Linked DNA regions of Mus musculus: region 1 is linked to region 2. Evidence: chromatin loops called from intact Hi-C (ENCODE). Cell type or tissue: heart. All regions are shown on one strand.

Region 1 (5,000 bases), 680 kb before region 2:
ACCCAAGATATAAGATACAATTTGCTAAACACATGAAACTGAAGAAGAACGAAGACCAAAATGTGGACACTTTGCCCCTTCTTAGAATTGGAAACAATCACCCATGGAAGGAGTTACAGAGACAAAGTTTGGAGCTGAGACAAAAGGATGGACCATCTAGAGACTGCCATATCCAGGGATCCATCCCATAATCAGCCTCCAATCGCTGACACCATTGCATACACTAGCAAGTGTTTGTTGCAAGGATCATGATATAGCTGTCTCTTATGAGACTAGGCCGGGGCCTAGCAAACACAGAAGTGGATGCTCACAGTCAACTATTGGATGGAGCACAGCGCCCCCAATGGAGGAGCTAGAGAAAGTATCCAAGGAGCTAAAGAGATCTGCAACCCTGTAGGTGCAACATTATGAACTAACCAGTACCCTGGAGCTCTTGACTCTAGCTGCATATGTATCAAACGATGGCCTAGTCGGCCATCACTGGAAAGAGATGCCCATTGGACAGGCAAACTTTATATGCCCCAGTACAGGGGAACGCCAGGGCCAAAAAAATGGGAATGGGTGGGTAGGGGAGTGGGGGGAGTGTGTGGGGGACTTTTGAGATAGCATTAGAAATGTAATTGAGGAAAATACGTAATAAGAAAAAAAAATGGGTGCCTGGGACTGTGGCTGTGGGACAGGAGGAGAGTTGTCTGGACAAGAAAGGCTTTCTGTCATGTACAGTGATGTACCACTCAGGCTAATTAAGGTGTGACCAGGAGGCAGGCGATGGCAGAAGTAGCATCCTGAACTTTGGGTACCAGCACCAGCTGCCACTCCTGTGGGACTGGCATCAGCTGCTCTGCAGAGCCCAGACATTGAAAAGGCTGCTATCGGGCTCAGACATCACATCTGTTCTGAACTTCTCCCACAAATCTGTTTTGTTTAATGCACTGTCCTAGTTAGGGTCACTATTGCTGTATGAATAGCAACTTGGGAGGAAAAGGTTGATTTGGCTTATATTTCCCCAGCACTGACCCTCACAAAAGGAAGTCAGGACAGGAACTCAAGCAGGGTTGGAATCGAGAGGCAGAAGCTGATGCAGAGGCCATGGAGGGGTGAGACCTACTGGTTGCTCACAAGGCTTGCTCAGTCTGATTTCTTATAGAACCCAGGCCCACCAGCCCAGGGATGGCACCACACACAATGGTTTAGGCTCTCCCCTATCAATCACTAATTAAGTAAATGCCTTACAGTCTTGTCAACAGGTCAATCTTATGAAGATGTTTTCTCAATAGAGGTTCCTTCCTCTCCAGTAATTCCAGCTTATGCCAAGTTAACATAGAATTAGCGAGCACTGCCACCTTCATTTGAAATCTGTTTTGATGGCTGGACAAAGTCCTGGATTATGCACCCCACATTTGACAGAGTGTCAGGAGTTAGAGTTTCACTGTCTTATGAGGCGATATAAGGGGAAAGATGTTGACACGGCTCTTTGGCTTCAGCTGTCTTTTCTCAACACACACATACCCCAACCCCACCCCGCCCCAGCTTCACACACTCACCTGCTCCAGCACCACCGGGGTATCTCTGAATCCTCCACTGTACTTTCTTCTTTTATACACAACATCATTTAGTCTGAGAAGTTCTCTGCGCATTCGGAAAACACGTCACCCTCCAGGTCTGGCTGCTGCTGTCCCTCTCTGGGTATTTTTCTGTCTTTTATAGAGGTAGGATTCCTTGCCAGCCCAGGGCCCCTTGGACACCCGCAGCCCTCAACCTTGATACTTGAACTAAATCAACTTCCCTATAATTACCTTTGCCTAAATTCCTTTCTGGGAGGGTTTGAGTCAGAGTTAGCTAGGGAAAAAAATTATGTAAGACTTGGAAGGTGTAGGTGAAATAGCAGACAGGGGCTGTGCTCTGAAGTTCCTATCAGAACACTTGCTATCGAATGCAAATGAGCCTCCTGCCTCACTAGCTCCCCCTGCTGGTCCACGGCTCCTACAGCAGTAACAGATTGCCTGCTTCAGCTTCTTCTGACCCCTGGGAGGGTGCATGAATCATTCTCTGGCAGTGCACCAGATGTCCTTAAGGTTGGCGACAGTGAGGGATAGGTGTGCCGTCCATCTTATTCTCATGGGATGGCAGATTGCCCTCACGGGTTGCGGCTATATTTATAGGTTCCCTTTGTCCTTTCCCACCCCCGTGGCACTTCGAGCCTTCCGTTCTGTCTGGTGACCTGGCTGATCTGAAGCACAGAAGCAATCCCAGGCACAGAGTCAAAGCCCTACACATACTTAGTTATCTTCTACAGTCACGAATGGCTTCTTAATAAAAATCTCCGCTCCATGTGTCGAACAGTGCTTCTCCTTCTGTGATTGAATACTGGCCGATAAACTCAGTAACCGTAAGCCTGGTTATCCAGCATAGGAACGTGCCCCGTTAAAGCACATTTTCTTCCTGAGATTGCACTAAGGCTAGCCAGTAACGGTGCAATGGTTTATTTTGTTTCATTTATCTACTCTCATATTTTGTGGATTGTGACTATACTGGCTGGTTTTGTGTGTCAACTTGACACAAGCTGGAGTTATCGCAGAGAAAGGAGCCTCCCCCTTGAGGAAATGCCTCCATGAGATCCAGCTGTAAAGCAGTTTCTCAATCAGTGATCAAATTGTACCTTGTGGGTATTTGTGTGTGCCCGAGTGTGCATATGTGTGACACATTTACACGAGAGCCTACAGAATTCTGAGAAGGCATTGAACCTCCTAGGACTGAAGTTACAGGTACTTATGAGTCACCATATGGATGCCTAAAATTAAACCCTGGGCTTCTTCAAGTGCAGTAAGTGCCCTTAACCACCTAGCTGCCTCTCCTGAGGCTCATCCCAAAGTTTCAGAAGACACAATGCATATACACAGGCTGGGGGAATAAACTGCTTACCTCGCAAACTTGAGGACCTGAACCACGAGTAAAAAAGCAAGGCAGAGTGATGGAGACAGGCAGCTCCCTGTGGCTTTTGGGCCAGTCTATACTATTCTGTGAGCTTCAGGTCAACGAGAGCTCCCGTCTCAAATACACACAAAACAAAACATCACAAAACCAGAAGCTGGGGAGATGGTTTGGTGGTTAAGAGAGGTGTTTTGATGGTGCTCTCTAGGGGACATGGTTTCAGATCCTAGAACTCACATCTGGTGGTTTGCTGCTTATGGCTCTAAGCCCAGGGTATCTGGCACCTTCTTCTAGCTCAGGTATATGCATATATGCATAAGATAAAATTCAGATATCTTAAGAAAACAAAAAGCCAAGGGTAGCTGGTTACTGAGGAACGAGGCTGAGAATTTCCTCCGACCTCCACTTGCGCACACACAGACATCAGGCCCACAAGAAACATGAGCAAATGGCTATCCGTGGTGGAGCCTGTGAGCATGCCATAGTGCATGCTGGTCTCCAGGCTCCCTCAGTATCACAATTGCCTGTGGCTCTTCTTCCCTCCCCCAAACACTGTGTTACATCAGGAGAGATCAAGTGATACAGAAATCAAAGAGGAGCTGGGACCCTACAGAATCAGGCTGTCCTTTAATCAGGACAATGAAGGGCAGTGGTCCCTCTGGGGCACTAGAGACGGTGCCCGGGTGCTGCAAGCTTGAGGTCTTATAGTGCAGAAAAGGGAACTTCTATGCGGAAGGTTTCATCTGCAGATCTGTTACCCTGCAGTCTCAAGGTTGTAAATGCCAATGGAGGCTGGCATGTTGATCTTCTCAGGAGCTTCCAGGATCCTAACTTCCTGCAGAAGATGTTTTCTTCACGTCAACCTCCCTGCCCTAGCTCCTCTGCTCACCAGGTGTTGAGGTTCTTAGCCCTTTAACATCCACCTCTACAATCAGGAATGCATGCACACATCCATGAAACGCACATAGGCAGGCACTTAAAGGGTCCCAGTGTTCTCTTCCAAAAGGCCTATTCTGTCACATGACTCTCAGAGTTTATCAATGGACACAGGGTGCAGAGGGTGAATCCTTAGCGTAGCAATGCAAACAATAGAAAGACCCCATTGCATGTGTGCATAGGTATCACATTAAGTAGCCCTGAATGCTACATCCTTTCTGTGATTACATCTTCTTAAGAAACAAATGAAGGGCTGGAGAGATGGCTCAGCCGTTAAAGGCTAGGCTCACAACCAAAAATATAAGAAACAAATGAAAACATGAGACAAGGGAAAAGGAAAGCAGGTGGAGGTGGGGGAGCTAGAGACTGTATTTTTTTTTCTGGGAGGCTTTTGCTAATTAAGATGTTGAAAGCAATTTTAACACCATTTCTCACCACAGTGACAATTCTGGCAGGCTTACAAATTAGCATCCTGGGACTCTCAAACTGGATGTCCATGTTTTGTCAGAATGTGCTAGGGCCTGCAATGGGCTTGGTGATCTCCAAACACAAATCAATATCGCCCACCACATAAAGTACCTCATCAGGTGATTCTAAGGAACTGGCTCTTTGGCAAATATTTTGAGTGCAGGAAAATGATGCTCGCCGTGACGCCTCCACTGACCCCCTTCTGAGAGACAGGACCGTTTACCACCACGGGAAAGTGCTTGTGGCATTTCAGGGACTCCAAAGCGGCACGTACATCTTTAATGCCATTTTGTCTTGGAAACCAGAGCAGAGAGCTTGGTCAGCACCACACAGCCTTCTCACTAGAACCCTCTCCCTTTGGCAGCAGTTTCTCGAGATGACGCATGTTCATCTAAGTCCCAGATGGTAGTCTTCTAAGGGCAACAGCAAGGGGGCAGCACTGAGCTTACATCCCTGCTTCACCCTCACACCCTGCATCCTGAATCACGAAAATCTTAACAAGGAAGCTTAGCTCCTTCCCTCCACTATAGGTTAAACTGTAACCATCCTTGTGAGAATGAAGAAACACTAGAGAGACATGTGTGCACCTCCCTATGGCTGTCAGGTCATTGAAACAACGAGTCCCCCCAAACTGAAAATTTCCCAGGAGTCTCATGATGGGAGAA
Region 2 (5,000 bases):
ACTGGAACAACTCTGTTTGGGATTGACCTCTTGGTAGATCCTTAGCATCTGAGCAGAACCATCAGATGGGTTAGCTGGCAGCAATGCTGTGTAAATCTGGATTGCTGTCATCCAAATCCCATGCTGGAATGCCGCCCTGGTCAACTTCTAAAGGGAGCGCCCTCAGCACACTGCTGTGTCGCCATACCTAACCAGAATAAATCATTACCAAACAGACTGCCCTTGGGTTTCTCTGGGCCAGGGGCAAAAGGCCCTGGGTGTCACCAAGGACACCTGTTGCCCTGGTTCTAGGTCATTATGTAGTGTGTTCAGGGCCATGTGGCGGTCTGACCATAGTGGTAACTTCTGCAATCTGCCTGCAAAACATGTCCTCTCTCTCTCTCTCTCTCTCTCTCTCTCTCTCTGTGTGTGTGTGTGTGTGTGTGTGTGTGTGTGTGTGTGTGTAGGACAGAGGACAATGGACAACCTTGGATATTGGATATTGTCCTTTGAGAGGTACACCTTAGTTTCTGAGACAGTGTCTCACATTAACCTGCTGCCTTATAGGCTAGACTGGCTGGCTTGCAAGCCCCAGGGATCTGCCTATCTCTTCTTCCCCAGCAGTCCTGGGCTTGCAAACACAGGCCAAGTATCCCTGGCATTTTATACCTGGGTTCTGGGTACCGAACCCAGGTCCTGAGTCATGCACAGCAAGCACTTTACCAGCTGAGCCCAGTTTCTTCACATTCCTGACAAGTTGGATATAAGTGTGTCTGCATTCTCTCCTGATCTCACCGTTTGGGAGGGCTTTCCTCTTAGCTCTTATTTGTGTGTGTATGTGGGGTGGGGTGGGGGTTCAAGACAGGGTTTCTCTGTGTAGCCCTGACTGTCCTGGAACTCTCTCTGTACACCAGGCTGGCCTCGAACTTAAGAAATCCGCCTGCCTCTGCCTCCCAAGTGCTGGAATTACAGGCATGCACCACCACTGCCCAGCTGCTCTTTTTTTTCAAGTCTTTTTTTTTTTTTTTTAACTTGCAGTCAATGCTTTGGACCACTATTGCCACCCCCTCCCCTTCTCTCCACTTTTTGACCCACCCCTTAGCAGGACAGATCCAGGGCACTACCCAGGGGTACTTGCTGTGGGCACCTGAGCCTGGCCTGGCAGTGGGAGCACCTCCCAGAGGCCACTCTGGCCTGAATCCAAACACCCAAGCCCCTCCCAGCTACCCTAGGCTGTGGAACTCTGCACAGGTCATTTCACTCCCCACCTCCAGTTGTTCTGGCCGCCTAAGTATAGCTAGGGGCCCAGTACAGAGTACAACATGGGCGACGGGACCTTCCACATGTTATAGGCTGCATAGATTACTACTAGAGCCTCCAACTTGCAGCCTAGGGCCCAGGCGACCCTCCACTACAGGCAGAGCACCAATCAAGGCTGCAGATACTGCTGCCAATGTAAAAAAAAAAAAAATCACGAAGGTTGGAATTTTAATTTTTTTCTAATGTTGGTTCACTATTTTGTTTGTTTGTTTGTTTGTTTGAGTATGACCAGGATCAAAACAGGGCACACTGGGCGAGAGGGACAAATAAAGCTTGTCCTCTGGTCTCTGCACACATTTCGGTTTATCTTCAACTGAGGGCTTTGGGTCATTGTCCCAGTGCCTCCAGGGGACTGGTGATATCCACGTAAGAGCCGGATCCATGCCCTTAACGTCTCTCTTCCTTCCCCACCCTTACTGGTAGTCCTAAACCACCTGGTGGTCCCGACTCCCAGCGCTCTCGAACTTGGAACTTCCTATCCTTCAATGTGAAGGTCAAAGCCTCCGTATTCCCGTGGGAGACAGAGAGCGCAGGTAACACAAACTACCATAACCAGAGAAGGTGAAAAAACTCGGGCTCCCAAACCCAGGACCAATGCCCAAAAGAGCCACCCACTCGTAGGCTCGGGACAACCCAGTCGCCACCCACAGGTCTGCGAGCTGGATCCAATGCCCTTTCCGTAGCGACCGGCGTTGACAGTGTGAGAGACACGCGACCCGTCGCCCAGCTCTGGCCTGTGCCTGGGCCTCCTCCGGCCCCGCCCCTCCCCCAGGGCGCTCCAGAGGCGGAGCGGAGGATCGGAGCGGGCGGCGACAGCAAGAGGCGCCGCGAGGGCGGGCCAGGGGCGGGCCGGGGCGGAGCCGCGACGAACTGCGGAGACGCGGCGGCGCACGGGGCGGTGCAGAGCGTTCTCGGCGCTGAGCTTTGCGGGCGGGTGCGGGCGCGCGCGGCTGCGGGGCGCTGTGGCGGGGGCCGGGCTGTACGCTAGCCGAGCCGGGATCGGGGCGGGGAGCAGCCACGGCGCCGCCGAGGCCCGGGGCCCGCGACGCTGCGCACAGCCTGGGCGCCGAGTAGCCGGGCCGGGCCGGAGCGCGGGCGGCGGTGGCGGCGGCGGTGGCGGAGCAGCTGCGCCCCCCGCCCTCCCAGGCCCGGCGCCCGGGCCGCTGGCGATGGTGACACATGCGGCGGCGGCGCGCCGGCGGCAGGACCATGGTTGAGCGCGCCAGCAAGTTCGTGCTGGTGGTGGCGGGCTCGGCGTGCTTCATGCTCATCCTTTACCAGTACGCGGGCCCGGGGCTGAGTCTGGGCGCGCCCGGTGGCCGCGTGCCCCCCGACGACCTGGATCTCTTCCCCACGCCGGACCCACATTACGAGAAAAAGTACTACTTCCCGGTGCGCGAGCTGGAGCGCTCGCTGCGCTTCGACATGAAGGGCGACGACGTGATCGTCTTCCTGCACATCCAGAAGACCGGCGGCACCACCTTCGGCCGCCACCTAGTGCAGAACGTGCGCCTCGAGGTGCCCTGCGACTGTCGCCCGGGCCAGAAGAAGTGCACCTGCTATCGGCCCAATCGCCGCGAGACCTGGCTCTTCTCTCGCTTCTCCACGGGCTGGAGCTGCGGGCTGCACGCTGACTGGACCGAACTCACCAACTGTGTGCCCGGTGTGCTAGACCGCCGCGACCCAGCAGGTCTGCGTTCGCCCAGGTGAGCGCCCGCTGCGGGAAAGTGTGATGGCGGGGGGGGGGGGGGGTACCCCTAAGCCCCGGGCCAGATCTGCCCTCTCCTCTCTTGGGGCCCCTTCCAGTCTGCGGGATCCCAGGATTCCCATCTCATCCTTCCCTACACCTGCCACTCCTGACCTCTGATCCCTCTTTTCACCCTCTGTTCCGTGCCTCTCCTCGCCACTGGCCTGTCTGCGCAGTGCCCAGACTTCCTCCTGGGTCACTGCCCGCTGCTCTCTGTCCACCCTACCTGCTATGCACTGCGGGCTAGCCTGAGAGATAAACCTCGGGGACTAGAGGTCCAGGCTTGGCTCTAGAGGCAGAAAAACAGGTGTGTCTCTGTGTGCATGTGTAGCCCGTACCCGTCTAGTACTAAAAGTGGAGCAAGAGAAATGCGGTTCCTCTTCCTGTGCACCTGTGGTATCTCCAGGCCCTCCGGTGCCTGCCAGCCTGGGGAGGAGCTGCCAGGAAAGGGGTGGGCTCTGCCTGCCGGTGTGTGCAGGTAGAACAAAGGCCCGTGTGACCCAGACTGAAGTCGGAGAGAAGGCAGCACTACCTGGCCTCCCCAGCCACAGAAGTGGAACAAAAGCCTCCAGTTGAGGACTGACTTCCCTAGAAATCTATCCACCGGCCAGGTTAGGGATAGCTGAGACCGTCAAAGCTACTTGTAAAGCCAGGGACCTCCCAGCAAGGCCCATCACTCTCCTCCTTGTCTGGGGATGTGAGTGAGGGCCAGCCCCTCTGAAAGCACTTTGTAAAGTTGAGATTGTAGCCCTGTTTCTGTTGGTGCCCAGTGATCCTCCTGGGATTACCTTCTTCCTAACCCGCCCCACCCCACCCCAGGAATTAGGGCTTCTAGCCTGCCTTTGTTTCTCTTCCATATTTGCTGTAGGACTGAACTTACAGAGGAGCTAGGAAGTGGGTGTGGACAAATTTTAACTGAAGTCGCTATTTTCCTTGGTACACTTGGGGCAGGAAGGTGCTGGCTCTCCTGTGGGGTTGGGACTCTAGGGTCCAACCAACCTGGAGCTGTTTGCATGCTTTACAGGCTGCTAGAGTTGAGTGGTAGATACACACACTGCACCCCACGCCTAGCAGTGCTCAAGCCAAGTGGAGGTATTCCATGGCCCTAACCTGGACCCAGAGTCTCCTTTCCAGGCCCTCGAAACTGCTTCCTGTCCACATAAGCTCTGCCGTACACACGTACATGTTTCAGTTCCAGGACCCATCCCAATAGTTCAGCCATGCTATGCTTGAGTCCAGGTCTGGCCATAGCAGCTGTCCACTGATCCACCAGTCAAGGCTGTGGGTGCCCATTGCTGGGCACACGCCAGCAGGCCCAGGGAAGTCCTCTCTGTCAGCAGGACGTGGGGCTTGAAACAGTGGACATGCTAATCATAGGAGGTCTAGGCAAACTGCATGCATGCTGCTCTTAGAGCTGTAGAGAGGCCAGAGCTTCGGGGTGAGCCTACCCCTCACGGACCACACTGCCCACAGATTGTAACAGAGTGAAGGACCACAGTGCCCCTTGACTAGAAGTTTATCAGAGGCTCATGATGGAAGGAACAGGGAGGTGCATGGCCCCAGATGCTGTTCACAGGCCTTGACTGCCTGCAGAGGGTGTAAGGGCCAGGGATGAAGAATGCAGGGTGGTCTACTGATTCCCCCCTCCTTGGGGGAGGGGAGGGCGGGACTTGCTGACTCAGCAACAATGGGCAATGTGGGGAGGGGCCCCCAGGGCTCGTGGTTCCAAAGCTTGTAACTGTGCCACCCAATAGGTGACACTGGGTTTCTCTTCATAGTGCTCCATTTGTTTAAGGCACTAGGTAAATGACTTCCCCTCCCCCGCCACCTCTGGCCCCCCAAACTAATCTAAGAGACTTTTATGTATTGAACTCCTGGCTGCCCCTGAGTTCCCCAGCTGACTCCCATCTGCCCAGGGACCCTGTCACTGTCAGGGTTGACTGCCTGATGGCTG

What was found. A loop is a pair of places that touch in the nucleus more often than their neighbours do. Peaks named below come from ENCODE experiments on the same cell type or tissue, not always from the same donor. Only the 100,000 strongest peaks of a DNase experiment are listed, where the experiment ranks them.
Region 1: it touches region 2 in a loop (3-fold over the local background); 6 of 42 quality-filtered maps call a loop at or near these places.

Annotation. Positions count from the first base shown.
Region 1 is chr1:35,383,595-35,388,594 of GRCm38, forward strand. No RefSeq gene overlaps it. Among named protein-coding and RNA genes, the nearest start is that of Gm25096, 210 kb to the left of the region's middle. In heart, CTCF peaks have their summits at 1,976 (motif pointing left) and 4,771; a DNase peak (open chromatin) is centred at 2,087.
Region 2 is chr1:36,066,180-36,071,179 of GRCm38, forward strand. Hs6st1 (heparan sulfate 6-O-sulfotransferase 1) reads left to right here and starts at 2,221. Exons shown (of 2, transcript NM_015818.2): 1 at 2,221-3,005. The coding sequence starts at 2,479. Gm39624 (a long non-coding RNA gene) reads right to left here and starts at 64. Exons shown (of 3, transcript XR_865341.2): 1 at 1-64. In heart, a CTCF peak has its summit at 2,788 (motif pointing left); DNase peaks (open chromatin) are centred at 1,232, 2,112, 3,162 and 4,322; H3K4me3 peaks cover 3,488 bases; H3K27ac peaks cover 3,655 bases.